2 separate regions of the Mus musculus genome follow, and region 2 is linked to region 1. Evidence: chromatin loops called from intact Hi-C (ENCODE). Cell type or tissue: left cerebral cortex. All regions are shown on one strand. Each heading gives the region's core, and the rest is flanking DNA. Links, peaks and the distances in the headings are about the cores only. Region 1 has its middle 72 kb from the start of Gm33102. Region 2 holds the start of Gm33051 (a long non-coding RNA gene).

Region 1 (9,582 bases), core at 3,829-6,328:
CAAATGTATTTAACAGATATCTACAGAACATTTTATCCTAAAACAAAAGGATATACCTTCTTCTTAGCACCTCATAGTACCTCCTCCAAAACTGACCATATAATAGGTCACAAAACAGACTTCAACAGATACAAAAATATTGAGATTGTCCCATGCATCCTATCAGATCACAACGGACTAAGGCTGATCTTAAATAACAACATAAATAATAGAAAGCCAACATTCACATGGAAGCTGAACAAAATTCTGCTCAACGATTCCTTGGTCAAGGAAGAAATAAAGAAATTAAAGACTTTTTAGAGTTTAATGAAAATGAAGCAACAACATACCCAAACTTATCGGATGCAATGAAAGCAGTCCTAAGAGGAAAACTCATAGCTCTGAGTGCCTCCAAAAAGAAACCAGAGAGAACATACACTAGCAGTCAGACAGCACACCTAGAAGCTCTAGAATGAAAGGAAGCAAATTCACTCAAAAGGAGTAGATGGCAGGAAATAATCTAACTTAGGGCAGAAATCAACCAAGTGGAAACAAAAAGAACTATTCAAAGACTCAACCAAACCAGGAGCTGGTTCTTTGAGAAAATCAGCAAGATAAACCCTTAGCCAGACTAACTAGAGGGCACAGGGACAGTATCCTAATTAGCAAAATCAGAAAGGAAAAAGGAGACATAATAACAGAAACTGAGGAAATCCAAAACATCATCAGATCCTACTACAAAGGCTATACTCAACAAAACTGGAAAACCTGGATGAAATGGACGATTTCCTACACAGATACCAGGTACCAAAGTTAAATCAGGATCAGATTAATGAACAAAACACCCCCATTTCCCCTAAAGATATAGAAGCAGTTATTAATCATCTCTCAACCAATAAAAGCCCAGGACCAGATAGGTTTAGTGCAGATTTCTTTTCTTTTTTTTTTTTAATTAGGTATTTTCCTCATTTACATTTTCAATGCTATCCCAAAGGTCCCCCATACCCACCCACCCCAATCCCCTACCCACCCACTCCCCCTTTTTGGCCCTGGCATTCCCCTGTACTGGGGTATATAAGGTTTGCAAGTCCAATGGGCCTCTCTTTGCAGTGATGGCCGACTAGGCCATCTTTTGATACATATGCAGCTAAAGACAAGAGCTCCCGGGTACTGGTTAGTTCATATTGTTGTTCCACCTATAGGGTTGCAGTTCCCTTTAGCTCCTTGGGTAATTTCTCTAGCTCCTCCATTAGGGGCCGTGTGACCCATCCAATAGCTGACTGTGATCATCCACTTCTGTGTTTGCTAGAGACGAAATAACTCCAGTTGTTCTCAAACTATTCCACAAAATAGAAACAGATGGTACTCTACCCAATTCATTCTACAAAGTCACAATTACTCTGATACCTAAACCACACAAAGATCCAACAAAGAAAGAAAACTTCAGCCCAATTTCCTATATGAATATCGATACAAAAATACTCAATAAAATCCTTATGACCAAATCCAAGAAAACATCAAAATGATCATCCATCGTGACCAAGTAGGCTTCATACCAGAGATGCAGGGATGGTTTAATATATGGAAATCCATCAATGTAATCCACTATATAAACAAACTCAAAAAAAAGACAAAAATCACATGATCATCTCGTTAGATGTTGAGAAATCATTTGACAAAATCCAACACCCATTCATGATAAAAGTCATGGAAAGGAATTCAAGGCCCATACCTAGATATAATAAAAGCAATATACAGCAAACCAGTAGCCAACATCAAACTAAATGGAGAGAAACTTGAAGCAATCCTACTAAGATCAGGGACTAGACAAGGCTGCCCACTTTCTCCCTACCTATTCAATATAGTACTAGAAGTCCTAGCCAGAGCAATTCGATAACCAATGGAGATCAGGGGGATACAAATCAGAAACGAAGAAGTCAATATATCACTATTTGCAGATGATATGATACTATATATGTGACACTAAAAATTCCACCAGAAAACTCCTAAACCTGATAAACAGCTTCAGTGCAGTAACTGGATATAAAATTAACTCAAACAAATCAGTAGACTTTCTCTACACAAATGATAAACAGGCTGAAAAAGAAATTAGGGAAACAACACCCTTCACAATAGTCACAAATAATATAAAATACCTTGGTGTGACTCTAACTAAGGAAGTGTAAGATCTTGTCATATATGACAAGAACTTCAAGTCTCTGAATAAAGAAATTGAAGAAGACCTCAGAAGAAGGAAAGATCTCCCATGCTCATGGACTGGCAGGATTAATATAGTAAAAATGGCTATCCTGCTGAAAGCAATCTACAGATTCACTGCAATCCAAATCAAAATACCAACTGAACTCTTCACTGAGTTAGAAAGGGCAAATTGCAAATTCATCTGGAATAACAAAATAACTAGGGTACCAAAATCTATTCACTGCAATCCAAATCAAAATACCAACTGAACTCTTCACTGAGTTAGAAAGGGCAAATTGCAAATTCATCTGGAATAACAAAATAACTAGGGTACCAAAATCTATTCTCAACAATAAAAGAACTCTGGGGGAATCACCATGCCTGACTTCAAGGTCTACTACAGAGCAATTGTGATAAAAACTGCATGGTACTGGTACAGCAACTGGTAAAGTAAGGTAGATCAATGGACTAGAATTGAAGACCCAGAAATGAACCCACACACCTATGGTCACTAGATCTTTGACAAGGGATCTAAAACCATCCAGTGGAAAAAAAGACAGCATTTTCACCGAATTATGCTGGCACAACTGACTGTTATCATGTAGAAGAATGCGAATTGATCCATTCCTATCTCCTTGTACAAAGCTCAAGTCTAAGTGGATCAATGAACTCCACATAAAACTGGAGACACTGAAATTAATAGAGGAGAAAATGGGAAAAGCCTCGCAGTTATGGGCACAAGGGAAAAATTCCTGAATAGAAAAGCAATGGCTTGTGCTGTAAGATTGAGAATTGACATATGGGACCTCATAAAATTGCAAATCTTCTGTAAGACAAAAGACACTGTCAATAAGACAAAAAGGCAACCAAGAGATTGGGAAAGAATTTTTACCAATCCTAATCTGATTGGAGACTAATATCCAATATACAACAAAGAACTCAAGAAGCTGAACTCCAGAAAATCAAATACCCCTATTAAAAATGGAGTACAGAGCTAAACAAGAATTCTCACCTGAGGAATACCAAATGTCTGGGAAGCACCTGAAAAGGTGTTCAACATCCTTAATCATCAGGGAAATGCAAATCAAAATAACCCTGAGATTCCACCTCACACCAGTCAGAATGGCTAAGATCAAAAATTCAGGTGACAGCAGATGCTTGCTAGGATGTGGAGAAAGAGGAACACTCCTCCATTGTTGGTGGGATTGCAAGCTTGTACAACCACTCTGGAAATCAGTCTGGTGGTTCCTCAGAAAATTGGACATCATAATACTGGAAGATCCAGCAATACCTCTCCTGGGCATATACCCAGAAGATGTTCCAACTTGTAATAAGGACACATGCTACACTATGTTCATAGCAACCTTATTTATAATAGCCAGAAGCTGGAAACAACCCAGATATCTCTCAACAGAGGAATGGATACAGAAAATGTGGTACATTTACACCATGGAGTAGTACTCAGGTATTAAAAACAATGAATTTATTTCATGCTAGGCAAATGGATGTATCTGGAGGATATCATTCTTAATGTGGTAACCCAATCACAAAAGAAGTCATTTGATATGCATTCACTGATAAGCGGATATTAGCCCAGAAACTTAGACTATCCAAGATACAATTTGAAAAACACATAAAACTCAAGAAGAAGGAAGTGTGGATAGTTCGCTCCTTCTTAGAATGGGGAACGAAATATCCATGGAAGGAGTTACAGAGCCAAAGGTCAGAGTTGAGACAGAAGTAAGGACCATCCAGAGACTGTCCCACCTGGGGATCCATCTCATATACAACCACCAAACCCAGACACCATTGCCAATAAAATTTTGCTGACAGGACCCTGATATTGCTTTCTCTTGTGAGGCTATGCCAGTCCCTGGCAAATACGGAAGTGGATGCTCACAGTCATCTATTGGGTGGAACACAGGGCCCCTAATGAAGGAGCTAGAGAAAGTAACCAAGCAGCTAAAGGGGTCTGCAACCATATAGGAGGAACAACAATATGAACTAACCAGTACCACTCAGAGCTGTGTCTCTTGTTGCATATGTAGTGGTGGAGGGCCTTATTGGCCAACAATGGGAGGGGAGGCCCTTGGTCTTGGGAATATCATATGCCCCAGTACAGGGAAATGCCAGGGCCAGGAAGTGCGAGTGGGTGGGTTGGGGAGCAGGGTGGGGGGAGTGTATGGGAGGCTTTGGGGATAGCATTTGAAATGTAAATGAAGAAAATACCTAATAAAAAAAGAAAAAAGAAAGTCAAGTTACACATTCATCAATACATATCAAAAGATCACACATTGATCACACATTGCAGGTGGATGTAATAGTAATGAGCAAATTTGAATAAGTCAAGCTTTTCATCTTCTTTGGACTACTTTCTCTCATAAGGCTCTGTGAATGTAACTGTTCTTCATTATGAAAGTTACAATATCCTAAAAGTGACATTTAATTTAGTGCACACATTCAATAGTAACATTGGTTTTATTCCAACAACTCGTCTGGAATTAATTTAATGCATTCTGAATTTAGTTTGATTTCACTTCATGAAACAAAGAAACTTTTTATGTCATCATCATCATCACAAATTTGGTTTGATTCTACATCTGAAGGCCATTGTTGCTAAACTCTTAACTCTCTTCATTTAACCCCTAAAAGTATTAAAAATAAAAGAGATATTTACTAAAAAAAGAAAAGGAAAAAAAGATAAAAAACGAAAAGAAAAAAGAAAGAAATCAGTACCAGACAATACTTAGTAATGTCCAATACTTTCTATGTCTTGAGCATAGATGGATTAAAACATAAAGCCCCAAATAAGCATCACTATTATTATTTGTTTGTTTGTTTATTATGTTTCTGCTACCTAGGTACCATCAAACCCAACTTATTATTTAAAGCATGTATAAACCCAGAAGTCATCAGGTTGGCCATTTAATTTTCTCTGAAATTCTCCCTATCGCCACGAGGTGTCGCGCATGACCAGGCTTTTGTCACTTCATAGGTACAGATTCCTCTGGTGAAGATCTGTGGTTTCTTCTAGACAACTACAAGAGTTTCTTTTGATTATTTTTGTAGACTCCTCTAAGTTTCTTTAGTATGTGAAATTGCTGAAATGTATTTTCCTAATCTTTAGCAGGCTCTCTGTGTAAGTACTTAAGAGAAAAAGCCTGAGGAGTTACTGAACAGCACATTTAAATGAGAGAGAGAGAGAGAGAAAGACAGAGAGAGAGAGAGAGGGAGGGAGAGAGAGAGAAAGAGAGAGAAAGGGAGAGAGAGAGAGAGAAGGGAGGGGAGAGAGAGGGGAGGGAGAGGGGAGAGAGAGAGAGAAGGAAGGGAGGAAGGGGAGGGAGGAGAAAAAGTGTGGGAGGACTACAGTATCATCCATATTTCTCTGAATATTCTTAGTACATAGAATTTACAAGACCCCTCCACCCCAAATATATTTTAAGTCTTTCACATTTATGCCACTCTCCTATGTCTCTATCAAAAGTGGTCTTTTTAAAAACTTGATTGTGTATAAGTATTCGATTTATATCCATCCAAATTCTGTAGAGGAACAGGAAAAAGTGGCTACGAGCCACCCCAAATCATATAACTATGCACTTAGAAATCAAGGTGCTTAACATGCAGTGGTAGTTAAGAAGTGGGCATGCTCAGGCGATCACCCACTGAAAAACAAGCCTGTTACATGAAGGGAATAAGAAAGTAGAAAGAGTTGTTTGGAATCCGGAGAAGAGGAGAAAGAAGGGCGTGGTGCATTTTGTTCTCAGGGGAGGACAGTAGAACTCTTACAGGATCTCACTGGAGCATCTCAAAGTCCTTGTGGAATTGCGATTCTTTGGTTGTCATCTTCACTCTAGTCTGCACTCCTCCATGGAGGTAGCACCACAGGCAGCTTTGAGACCTGGCAGACTTCTGTAGCCTTTCCAGTAGGTTTCTCCAGGTTCAGCTCCCTGAGCAGATCGACTCCACCTGGAAGTCTCCCGGGGCACAAGAAGTCAGCACGTGTTCCCAGCTGACTCTGGCTTCTCGTGCAACTTACCCCAGTCTCTATCTGACATACAGGGGACCACCTTTCCTTCAATTCTTCCTTGTCCATCTCAATACTACTTGGTCACCACAAAGCCCAATAGTTTAAATTGTGTTCAATTCTCCAGCTTTCATCCCTGGTGTGATTCCTGACTTCTCTCTCTGTGTCTCTGTCTCTCTCTGTCTCTGTCTCTCTGTCAATCTCTCCCTGTCTCTGTCTCTCTCTCTGTTTCTGCCTATGTCTCAAATATTTTTTTATGAATTAATTATTTAATATCAGCTCCCCTTTCCTCCCAGTATTCCCTCACACAAGTCCTGCCCCATTGTACTTTCCCATTCTTTTTGAGTCGCTGCAGGACTCGGTGCTTCCCCTCTGACTGGCACTAGACAAGGTAGTGCATTTAGGGGGAGTGAGATTCGCAGGCACTGACTGGAGCTAGACAAGGCAGTGCATTTAGAAGGGAGTGGGATTCACAGGCAGGTAGGCCGTAGGCTCAAGGGCAGACACAGCTTCAGTTTTGGGGGACCCACATGAAGATCCAGCTTCTCTAGCTCCGCCCATGCTCACTCTGGTTGGTGGTTCAGTCTGATGGAGGAGGAGAAGGATTGAGGGGCCTGAAGAGGACACCACTCTTGCTCTAAGTGCTCATCATCTCTCACGAGGATGCCTAGTGGGCACTTGACACTCCCCCACCCCGTTTTCTCCCCATATATTCCACAAGTCATTATCTTACCCTCCCCAGAAGGCTGAGTTCCTTTTTCCAAACAAGTGTAAGCAAATGATCTCTGCTTAAACTCTATTCTATCTCTAAGGTGAAAGTTCAATTTTTTACAAAAAAATCCTTAAAAGGCCTTCCTTTCTGACATAATTTAATACTGTTAATCTAAACCCTAGACTACAAAAAAAAAAGCTGATAATCACAGTTTCAAAGTTTAATGAATACTTGTATTATTAATTTTCTCTCTTTTTCCTTCCTTCTTTCCTTCCTTCCTTCCTTCCTTCCTTCCTTCCTTCCTTCCTTCCTTCCCTCCTTCCTCCCACCCTACTACCAGGGTTTCCTAAATCTCAGTCTGGCCTCTTTCTCTTCACCTGATGAAAGCATTGAGCTTCTGGTCCTCCTGCTTCTACCTGCTGAGTTCTGGGATAGCATGTGTGCAGGACCACACACAGTTTATGTGGTTCTCGGGGTTGAACACAGGACTCCGTTCATGCTAAACAAGCTCTCTGTAGGTGGCTCCATGCCAAAGATGCACTGTTGCTGAAATGCCTTGCTTTTTTTTCCTTCTTGCATGTTCATCTCCATGACTCATGATTTTTATTCAAGACTCATCTCCTAGATTGATCGTCCTTCTTCCTGTCCCGGTGACTTGTATGAACTTGTACTATTGTGTTGTCATGGTTTTCTTGATGCCAGTACTCTGAGTTCCCTCATACCAGCCACTGCTTCTTCTTGACTTCCTAAGTGACAGATGCGCTATGTAACATTCACAATATATCAAACAACCGGTGAATGAACAGTCGGTGTAATGGTTGGCAAATGTTATGGGCTGTTTAATGAGTTGAGTTCTGTACTAAGACATTATAAATGTTATTGCAATTAACTCATTCAATAGCCATTCGGAGTTCTGCAAGTGTTCAATCCTTCCAACAATGTATGGCCTAAATAAGCAGGCCATTCTTCAGAGGACTTGAGAGGGAAAGGCCAGGATATGAGAAAGACAGAGAAGATAAAATCACAAGCTATGTACATGCCAAACAAGTATATTAAGAACCACAGTATTATATCTACTGTATATAGGAGGAAAATGGCCAAGGTCAGCAGAGACTAAGGCCAGAGGGATGTGGTAGATTCGCAGAAAAAGCAGCCTTGACTGCTTCAAGGCCCTGGCCCCAGCCGCAGACTGGACCTTGTCAAGCCTGCTCCTGGACAAGGACACAGAGCTAAACTTCCCTTTGCCATTTTATTGGGTCTTCTGAGAGAGTCATGGGTCAGTCTGGCTCTCCACAGTATATTTCAGAAATTATGGATCAACACATGCAAAATCAGCACACACAGGCAAGGGCTCTGATGCTTTGCTTGGTTTATTTCTTGGCATATTTCAATTCCCTTAGCCTCAAACATTTGTTGCCTCCACAAAGACTGAGTATTAATAAATACTATTTTGAATTCCAAACAAAAATAAGAAAGAAAAAAAGTGACTATGTATTTCTGAAGGTAGTTCTTGAAGGTTTACTGCTGATTTCAGCTAAAATGGTAGTTGTGACTGTGAGTTCTTAGTAAGAATTCCTAAACAATTCCCTTCTCTTTGGACCACAGCGTTACTTCACTGGAAGCCAGGTAGGTGCACACCTGTTGAAGAGTGTTCAGCATCCTCTGTAGGACCGACCTCACTGTGAAGTTTCCATGCCATTTGAGTTACTGACCCCCCATCTCTGAATGCTGCTGGGTAGGAATAACATCCACAGGCTTACATTTCTAGTTTCCATATCCAAATGATCTGAGCCAAGAGATGTAGAGGTGCAGGAATCTATCCAGAATTTACAGTACATTGGAGTCATAGCCATGTTTGAACTGTGTCTGCAGCCCTCCCTACCTCTCAGCATGTGTCTTAGTCAGGGTTTCTATTCCTGCACAAACATCATGACCAAGAAGCAAGTTGGGGAGGAAAGGGTTTATTTGGCTTACTCTTCCATACTGCTGTTCATCACCAAGGAAGTCAGGACTGGAACTCAAGCAGGTCAGGAAGCAGGAGCTGATGCAGAGGCCATGGAGGGATGTTCTTTACTGGCTTGCTCAGCCTGCTCTCTTATAGAACCAAGACTACCAGCCCAGAGATGGTCCCACCCACAAGGGGCCTTTCCTCCTTGATCACTAATTGAGAAAATGCCTTACAGCTGGATCTCATGGAGGCATTTCCTCTACTAAAGCTCCTTTTTCTGTGATAGCTCCAGCTGTGTCAAGTTGACACAAAACTAGCCAGTACAGCATGGGTACTGTGCTTAGTACTAATTCGACATTTCATCCTAACAGGCAAATAGGATGCTATTCAAGGCAGTGTATTTCTGCAAGACACCAAGATTTACACCAAAGTGTGCAACTGCATGTAAGCAGACAAGTGAGTCCGACCAGCAGAGACCTTGTGGTCAGAGTGGTCAGCTCTTGGCCTCACATTCTTGTCAGGTTGCCTAATTTCAAACAGCATTGTTGACCAGCAAAATGCTGCTTCTGAGAACACATACTTTGCTGACTGAGGGAGGGACTGTCTCTAAGATGGAGTCTTTACAAATCTATTTCAAGATGAAACTTCCTGTGTTTCATTTAACCCATGGCAGAAAACAAAAACAAAACAAAACAAAACAAAACCCAGTATGTTTCATTT
Region 2 (9,582 bases), core at 3,232-5,731, 150 kb after region 1:
TGGCAGCCTTGCTGTTTTGGTACCTGTTTTGGTTCCATTTTCCTATTTTTCCTTTCACCCCAATGGTATGTAAATTGCTTGCTAGAAGCTTGTGACTTGCTGTTTAGGTTTTACAGAGGTCACAGTTAAGTTTGTCTTGAGTCTTAGAATTTAAAACTTAGGACTTTGGGCTTGGGTTTTAGAAGAATGTTCAAGCTGTTGAGGTAATGGGAACTCTGGTCCATGGAGTGTTGGACATTATCCACTTGAGAGCTAGTGGTAGAAAGTGATGGTTTAAGAAAATGTGTTTGGAGACTGCAGAGACAGCTCGGTCATTAAGAGTTGCTCTTCCGGAGGGCCTGAGTTAAATTACCATCACTCACATGGCAGCTCACAGCCATCTATAACTGTAGTCTCATGGTCTTTCATTTCAATACTGTATTCTGGTGTGCACAGATGTACATGTAGACAAAACAACCTTTTTTTAAAAAGTAAAATGTGTTTGGGTGACTCTTAGTCAAGCTGTGTTCTTGTGATTGTTAACGGTGTCAACTTGACTAGAAGGAGAATGGCTAGGGCATTAATAAAGCACATCTCTGAGTGAATCTATGAAGGCATGTCCAGGGAAGGTGAATCGAAAGAAAGGGGAAGAGCTGTGCTTAGTGTGCACAGCACCATCTCATAGCCTGGGGCATGGATAAAATTAAAGAGGAAAACAAAGAAAGCCCCAAGTATAGCCATCATCTCTTTCTGCTTCTTGGCTGCCATGATATCGGCTGCCATAGGCTGCCTTGCCTTCCCCTGCCAGGACGCACAGAAACAATGAGCAAAGAATAAATCCCGGGCTGGAGAGATGGCTCAGCCGTTAAAGGCTAGGCTCACAACCAAAAATATAAGAATAAATCCCTCTGCTTTTAAGTTGTTTAACTCGGGTATGTTGACATAGCAACGAATCTGATATGTATGTTTACAACACAAATGTATTTAGTAAGATTTTGAGTTTATCTTTATAAAGTTAAAAGATAGAAACAAAAAAATATGAGGCTTTTATATAAAAAATAGGGCATTATCTAATACATTTTACAAAAATTCTTATTTTTTAATTTTATGTGTACAAGTGTTTGCCTATATATGTACCACATGTGTGCAACCACATGTAGCAAGTGTTCTTAGACACCAAGTCAGACCTTCAGCCCTCTTTTTAAGATTTTATTAGATGGAATGAGTTTGCTATTTAAAAAAAAAAAGACATGTCAGAACAGGACCTGTTAGGAACATTAAAAAGGCTATGAGCATAATTCTTGGATATGTATCAGAAATAACATAGTAAAAAGAGGGAACCACTGCATATTCTAAAAGATGCTAATAATAATAATAATAATAATAATAATAATTCTTGGGAAATGATTACAATGAGGAGCCATAAAGGGAGCTCATGTCTGGAAACAGAAACCTAAAAAGAAAATGAGTTGGCACTTAAGAATGAGGATGTTTGTGAGACAGGCAAACAGTCATTTTGTCATAATTAATGTGTCATTGTAATTTCTCTTATGTGCATCCACGGCAGCATGTAGACCCATCATCCACATATAAACAGTACAGTGCAGAGATGCGCACACCAAAGGAAACAGTCTGTCCATCATTGTGCATTATGCTGTCATTTTTATTTTCTGTCTTTTTAAATTAATTAAAATATTTTGATTAATTCCTTAAGAATTTCAGTCAATACACTTTGATCTTATTCACCACAATTCTTTCTCCTTTCAAATACCCTCGCATCCACTACTCCAACAACTTCATATCCTTTTTGTCTTTTCAATAACCCATCAACTCCAATGTGTGTTGCTCATATACTCCTGGGGTACCTGCTAGAGTACCATTGACCCACCAGGAGCCATATCCTTAAAGTAAACCAACTCCCTCCCTCGGAACCAACTAAATCTCCATGGCTCCTCAGGCATCAGGACTCATGGACTCCTTCCCACTCAGTGTTGGAATATTGATGGCTTGGTCTTGAGCAGGGTTCCACAGCTGCTGGGAGGGCCATGAGCTCAGGAGTCTGTCAAGTCCAGAGGACACCATTTCCCTCCAGTCTTCCATGGACTCTAATTGCCTTTCCACCTCCTCTCCTGTGATGGTCCCCAAGCCTTGGAGAGATAGGTGATCTTGATGTCCCATTTGTGCCTGACTACTCCACTGACCATTAGTCTCTGCACTTTGACCAGTTTTGAGTTTCTGCATTAACCACTGTACAAAGAGACCTTTCTGATGAGGACTGAGTGCCACCAACCTACATAAGTTTAGAGGTCAGTTTGTTACTCTATTCATTTAACAGAATATTGGTAATAGGCTCACACATGGGGTCTGTGAGCTCCTTAACCATTGGTGTTGGACAGATTTATAGTACTAGGTACTAGCATTGGGTTGTTGATAGTCATATGTTCCCTCCTGTGGAGTTGGCCTTAATGAGGTTGGTAAGTACTCACATAACATTGGAGCCATGATTCACATTCATTTGCATGTCTTGTCACCCAGGTTCACAGCTTTTCTCCCTAGTAGTCTGCATAGCATCTTGCGGTACAATGTATAAGCAAAGCAAGGGCACAGTGCCAAAATGACCTCTCCATGGGTAGGGGAGTTTTCATCGTAGACACAAGAGAGAGAACAAGCAAACTGACAATTGCCAGGGCTATCTCAGAGCAGAGAAGACAGCAAAAATGGATAGTGTTACGGTTTGTATATGCATGAGCCAGGCAGTGGCACTATCAGGAGGTACTGCCTTGTTGGAGTGGGTGTGTCACTGTGGGTGTGGGCCTTAAGACCCTCCTCCTACCTGCCAGGAAGTCAGTGTTCTGCTAGCAGCCTTCAGATGAAGATGAAGCTCCTCCTGTGCCCGGCCTGCCTGGATGCTGCCATGGTCTCACCTCGGTGATCAAGGACTAAACCTCTGAACCTGTAAGCCAGCCTCAATTAAATACTGTCCCTATAACTCTATAAGAGTTGCCTTTGTCATGGTGTCTGCTCACATCAGTAAAACCCTAAGACAGAGGGAGAGTCCTGTCAGTCCTATGAGGTAGGGAGTGACAGGAGTGGGAGGAGGTGAGTTAGCTGGAGCAGCCTGGGAACTAGTGTAGTAGGGGTGAGAGAGCAGGGTCAGGAGACTAGCATATAGAGGCTTTGATATTCATAGCAAATACATGTTACTAGAAGCTGGAGGAGCCTGGAGGTTAGCATGGGCTTAGATATGTGATCACAGGTATATGTCAAGGGAAGTGGCTTCTTCTGGCCAGCAGAAAGCTGTTTCACAGGTCACCTAGAAACAATGACTGTAGGCATTCATCTCTGCCCCATTGGTCCTTCTATGGTGTAGCTTATAGACAATACCATTTTTGGAACCACTGGATATGGTGACTGGACCACCAGCTTCCCATCATGGATGGGGGAGGAGAGAGGGTGCAGAGGACCCAGGCTTCCCCAGGAGGTCTGGGCAGTCTGTGTGTGCAGGGAAGAAGAGTAGCCTCAGTGGTGTGGCCACTGGTACAGTTCCTCACTCAAGTAAATTAACTTCTGGGGGCATGCAGATAATCCTAATTGAATGCTAATGTAATGGTCACAAAACACACAAGTAAGATGTGAAAGGGGGGGTGTAGACTTGGGAAAGTGTGAGGGGGAGGGTAATGGACTGTGATCAAAGAACTTTATGCATAGGAATAAAATTCTGAATATTTTTTAAGTTTAATAGATTTAAAAGAAGCTCTGTTTTTTGAAAAGCTTGTATGTATATTCATATATAAACACAGGCCTCTCTCTCTCTCTCTCTCTCTCTCTCTGGTACAAATATAAGAAATCATGTAATACTCTTCATGAAATCTTGAGCAATACCTTCATTAACAAAAAGCACTATCTTTGCTATGATACATATATCAATGGAAATGTATTTAAGCATATGAAGGACTTCATCGCAATTTAAATTATATTTTACAGTCAAATGTTTACAAAAGCCTTCATTCCTTTAATAGAGCTTTAAAAATAATCAGGAGATTTCATATAAACAATAAATAAACTATTTTGTTTGATTCATATTGTGTGTAGTAAGAGGGTTGGGGACAAATATTTGTTAATATGCATCATAAGTACTGCAAAACACACGGAAAGGGATCAATTTATATCCTGAATTCAGGTGTAACGCGAATGTATTTTTTTGATTTTCAAATATGACTTGTTGAATTTTTAAGTTGCAAATGAGGGATTATGAAAGTGTATCTAGAAGTATCTTCATTGAAATACTTTTAAGATTGCTCTTCTTGAAGTATAGTGACTCAAGACGTTTTGAAAGGAGTCAAAGGCAAAAAAGGAAATATGCTTATATCTGCAGTAAAGCCAACCAGATCAACGATTCGAAATTCAAGTGTCTGAAATAACATGGCTATTCTAAAAAACTTTAGTGGCACACACTTTTATAAACAATTCTTTCCTGTCTTGCTTTAAAATTCAGTCTCAATAAAATATCCTCTTCTGAAGCACAAAAATGTGCTATATCCCCATCTAGTGACAGAACTTGTAATTGCATCCCCTGTGTATCCTGGAGTAATCATTACAGAATGTTAGCAAAATGGCATGTGCAGGCAGTCCGAACATATTTTCATGCCATTTTGGATGCCTCCTTTTTGTAGTTATATGGGATTAAAATACCCTATATGGTTCTTTTAAGAGCTTCTCTTTTCCGTGGTTTGGACTATGACATACTAGTTTCTTCCCTACCTGACCATCAGCTACCTAAGCTCATGTCCACTCCCTGGTCCCTGTTTGCCTACACACCGGAACCCTCAACGCTTAACTTTCTGATTTGGAGAATCAGGGAAGGAAAGGGCACTAGGATTTATCAAAACGAGGGATCCTGTACCGTATCTGAGACCCACCTAAGAATGTTTTTTAAAAAAAAAGAAGAAAGAAAGAAAGAAAGGAAGGGAGGGAGGGAGGGAGGGAGGGAGGGAGGGAGGGAGGGAGGGAGGGAGGGAGGGAGGAAAGAAAGAAAGAAAGAAAGAAAGAAAGAAAGAAAGAAAGAAAGAAAGAAAGAAAGAAAGAAAGAAAGAAAGAAAGATGTCTGATATATTCTTGTACACTTCATCAGGGAGAGGCCCAGCTTGAGTGCTTGGAGTGGTTTCATTGTGCATCTTGGATTAGACCAAAGTAAATTCCAAGGCAGCAGACATCATTTGCACAGAGGAAACCAGAACCCACTGCAGGTGAGCACATCTGTCGTCAGGGCGTTTTGGCGTTTGGAGTCTCTGACACCAAAGAAACATTAGTTTGCCCATTTGCATAGTAGGGATCTATCATACCATTACTTTAAATTTTAAAAACTGATTATTTTTTATTTATTATTTTTACTGATGTGTAAGTACCTGTGTGTGGGTAAAGGGACTCGTACCAGTTTGTATCCAGAGGTCAGAGGCACTAGATCCCCAGAAGCTAGAGATCATGAGATGCCAGGTTTTCAAGAGCACTGTGCACTGTGCCATCTTTCCAATCTTCTACCCTATTGTGTGTAAAACTTTCCATATATACATATACATATACATATACATATACATATACATATACATATACATATACATATACATATACATATATATATTATATATATATATATATATATATTTCAAAGCTCAAATTCAGTGATGTAAGAGTTTGTCCTCATTTCTTAATCTAGAAGTTAAATCTGTAATCAATTTTATCTCCATCTACGGTTCATTTCTCTCTATATCCCATGATCAAATCCTGTTGTACTTTACATGCAATCTCTGTGTGTGTATATATATACACATATATATACATATCAATAAATATGTAAAAAATTTTTAAAAAGAAACAAAAGTTTACCATACCCATCCTTATGATATTTTAGGACAACCCCTGACTAGTCCCCGTCTAAGTAACCATTATTATCTCTCTTTTCATCTTTCTTGGCTCACAAGTTTCTTAGCCTTTGCTAATTTCTCCAGCCATTTTGCTAATTAGTGTCTCCCTACAAATACATTTTGCATGATATTTTCAGCCTGATGTCTTACATTTTCCTGTACAAATACACACATTTCCACTTCGCTTTCTTGCTGTCTTTCTGCTAACTCGCCAGGGTTTCCCCACCTTTTCCATGCTCTTCCAGTCCTTCCACGCCCAGCTCTATTTCCTCCTGTTTGTTCACACCTCAGAGATGAGGTGCAGAAGAGAGAGTGTGGCATCAGGCTGATGGCAAGCGTTGCAAGGCTGGCTGTTCCATCAGGACAATGGGCATTAGAGAGAATATCCAGCGCCCGCCTAAGCATTAGGACCAGAAGTTGGATGCCCAGAGCCCGTGCTAAAGCCTGACTTGCCTGTGAATGGATGTAGCCTCAGTACTTCTGGGCAGTGGGGAATGGGAGGGTGGGAGTGGAGGTGTGGAGGATGGAGGACCTGGAGACAAGCAGATCATCAGGGTGTGGGCATGGCGGAGTCGGGGTGGGGCTCACAGTTAGTGTGACTTGGTGAGCTCCTAATCCAGTGAGACCTTGCCTCAAAACGTAAAGTAGAGAGGGGCGGGACAGATGGTTCAGTAATTAAGAGAACTTGCTGCTCTTGCGAGAGACTCAGCTTTGGTTGTGAGCACCCTTGTGGCAACTCACAACTATCTGTACCCCCAGTTACAAGGGATCCAGTGCCCTCTTTGGCCTCTGTTGGCACCAGGGACAGAGATATATGCAGACAAGCAAAACACAGAGATGCATAAAAAAATAACACATAAATGTTAAATACTCAAATTCCACCTCTGGCCTCCACGGGTGTACACACACACACACACACACACACACACGTTCATACATATAAGTCCACTGGCATACGCATGTGTGCATCCACATCCAAACAATGCAAAATGCACACAAACAGAAATATACAATAGTATATTATATCATGTATACATACATGTATATACAAAGTATACATGTATTATATAAATTTATATATATATCATGTAAATATATTATTCATTATATATCAATATATTATATATTATTTATGGTATATCAATACAATTAATCGATATATATATATGTGTATATCTATATCTATATCTATATCTATATCTATATCTATATCTAGATCTAGATCTATATCTATATCTATATATCTTATACATAGCATTGGGCTTTACTGTCCCTACTAACACTATATGGTCTTGATTCGTGTACCTGGGTAACAAGTTTTGAAACTGGGCACACTGTTTTCTCCCATTGTACTCCAGTTCAATGTTTTCACTGTTATGAGTCCTTAATCTTTTCATCTAAATTTTAGCATTCGCAGGTTTTTCGAGTGAAAATGAATGGGCCCTTGTTTCCTTAGGGAGGGCTACCTCTCCCACTTCACACGTGGTGGGGGTAGGGGAGACACTCCACCTGCCCTGTCTACTCCAGAGTCATGCCACCACTGGATTAAGCTCATTGGTTACTCTCAGGATTGGCTTAGGGAAGGACACCTGGCCTAGTTCCAACCAAGGAGACTTTAGCCCTGAACTTCCTTTTTGCTTGTCAGGTTGTTGTTTTTTTTTTTTTTCTTTTGTTCATTTGTTTTGTTTTTGTACTGTTCGCAATTTATTGGTGCTTAGCCATTGAGAGACAGAAAAGCAGCTAGGAGATAGCTTGACACTCCCAGCTACATCCACATATTCAGTAAAACACAGCATTTTTTTCATAAAACCTGCCCTGCAGACACAGGCATGATAACTGTGAAGCAGCAGAGCAATAAGACGAAGCAATTCAGAATTCTGTCTGAGCACAAAATCAAGAATGCTGACACACCCACAAAAAGAACAAAGTATATTCCTTCTCACCCAATATAAGGAGCTGCAGTTGCTTCAGGAGGATGGCCTTGGGGACTGATCTGAGGTAAAATCTTCTGTGAGGTAAAATCATAAAGATGCCTGCAATGGCTGAACTTGATGGCAACTTGTCTGGACCTGGAATCAGGCTAGCCACTGGCACTCCAGTGAGAGTTTTTGTTTTGTTTTGTGGTTGTTTGTCTGTCTATCTGTTTTGTTTTCCTTTTCCAAGACAGGGTTTTTCTGTGTAGTCCCGACTGTCCTGGAACTTGCTCTCTAGCCCAAGCTGGCCTTGAATTTACAGAGATCTCCCTGCCCTTGCCTCCAGAATGCTGGGATTAAAGGCGTGTGCAGCCACTGCCTGGCTCAGTGAGAGGTTCTCTTGGTCAGATTATTTCAAGTGAGAAGGTCAGTTTAAATGTGGAGGGCGCCCTGTGGTGGGAGCACATAGAAAGGAAGATAGAAAAAGAAAAGTTTCTGGTTCGTGCTTACCTCTGTGCTCACTGCGGATTCACCTGCTCTTGCTCTCTCTGTTGATCTCTTTGCTAATAGAACTGGCTCCTACCTGCTTCCGGCATAGCCCTAGACCAGCAGCTCTCCAGGAATCCTTCAATCCTCTGGTATGGCCGAGACACTCAGCCTTTGCTGAGAAACCACTGACCTGTCAGCCGCTCTGGGGTGAGACCGCCATTGTTGGGCTACTCCAGCCATAACCCCTTTTTAAATATATATATATATATAATTATATATAAATAAATATAAATATATATATATTCATTTTGTCTTGCTGTTCCTCTAGAGAACCCTGGCTAATGCAGTGTCTAGTCATCGGATGACCAGTGCTTCCTGGAAGCCCTAACCCGAGCAAATGCTTATTACCTTGAAGTCATTACCAAACCACCCGCTGTATGTCCTTCGAACCTTATACCCGATGTCACCCCAGAACTAGTACCTCTGTGCCAGTGTGTTCCCCAAAATGTCCCCAAACTAGTCCCCTCCCCAACCAAATTCCATGTTTTAGGCTCTGATCTACTGTTATACACAGCCTTAAACAAAATAGAAAGACTGCTTAAAAGTTGGTGTTTGTGTGTATGTGTGTTTGTTTTCCTACCAGATTTTCTTTATTTCCGTCTTGGGCAAAGGACACACAAGCATACCACAACTAGGGTTTGGAGCCATCCCTGCCTCCAGTTTCACCCGATACACACTTGCAGCCTCCTCTGGCACAACATACATGTGTCTACTCAGATCAAGCAGGACACATCAGCCTCCATAACAGCACACAAAGGAGAATGCCTCTACCAAAAACCAATCAATCAATGGTTAAAAAAACAATACTCTTTGATGTAGCTAGAGACAAGGGGGAAAAAAAAATCTCAAGAATATCATGTCCAAAATGCACAGCCCAAGTGAGAGCTTTCTCTGGATCAATGTGAGTCCTTGTCTTGAATATTTATTATTAGATATTTTATTTACATTTCAAATGCTATCCTGTAAGTCCCCTATACCCTCCCCCCCACCCTGTTCCCCTAACCACCCACTCTCACTTCTTGGCCCTGGTGTTCCCCTGTACTGGGGCATATAAAGTTTGCAATACCAAGGGGCCTCTCTTCCCAGTGATGGGTTGAATATTCTTGACTAACAAAGTACACTATAATCATTTGTTTACAGTGTAAAGTTAGGTCAGGGCACTCACAATTATCAGTAGCCTCCTGTAAGACCCAGCAATATAGCCATACTTACTATCTACT

The links. Peaks named below come from ENCODE experiments on the same cell type or tissue, not always from the same donor. Only the 100,000 strongest peaks of a DNase experiment are listed, where the experiment ranks them.
Region 2: a loop joins it to region 1, with 13 times the contacts of the local background. A loop is called at or near these places in 37 of 42 quality-filtered maps.

Annotation. Positions count from the first base shown.
Region 1 is chr3:28,964,635-28,974,216 of GRCm38, reverse strand. No RefSeq gene overlaps it. Among named protein-coding and RNA genes, the nearest start is that of Gm33102, 72 kb to the right of the region's middle. In left cerebral cortex, for the core only: a CTCF peak has its summit at 5,134; a DNase peak (open chromatin) is centred at 5,141.
Region 2 is chr3:28,809,514-28,819,095 of GRCm38, reverse strand. Gm33051 (a long non-coding RNA gene) reads left to right here and starts at 2,913. Exons shown (of 5, transcript XR_880714.1): 1 at 2,913-2,934; 2 at 5,111-5,225; 3 at 7,722-7,898; 4 at 8,384-8,509; 5 at 8,631-8,909. In left cerebral cortex, for the core only: a CTCF peak has its summit at 4,541; a DNase peak (open chromatin) is centred at 4,530.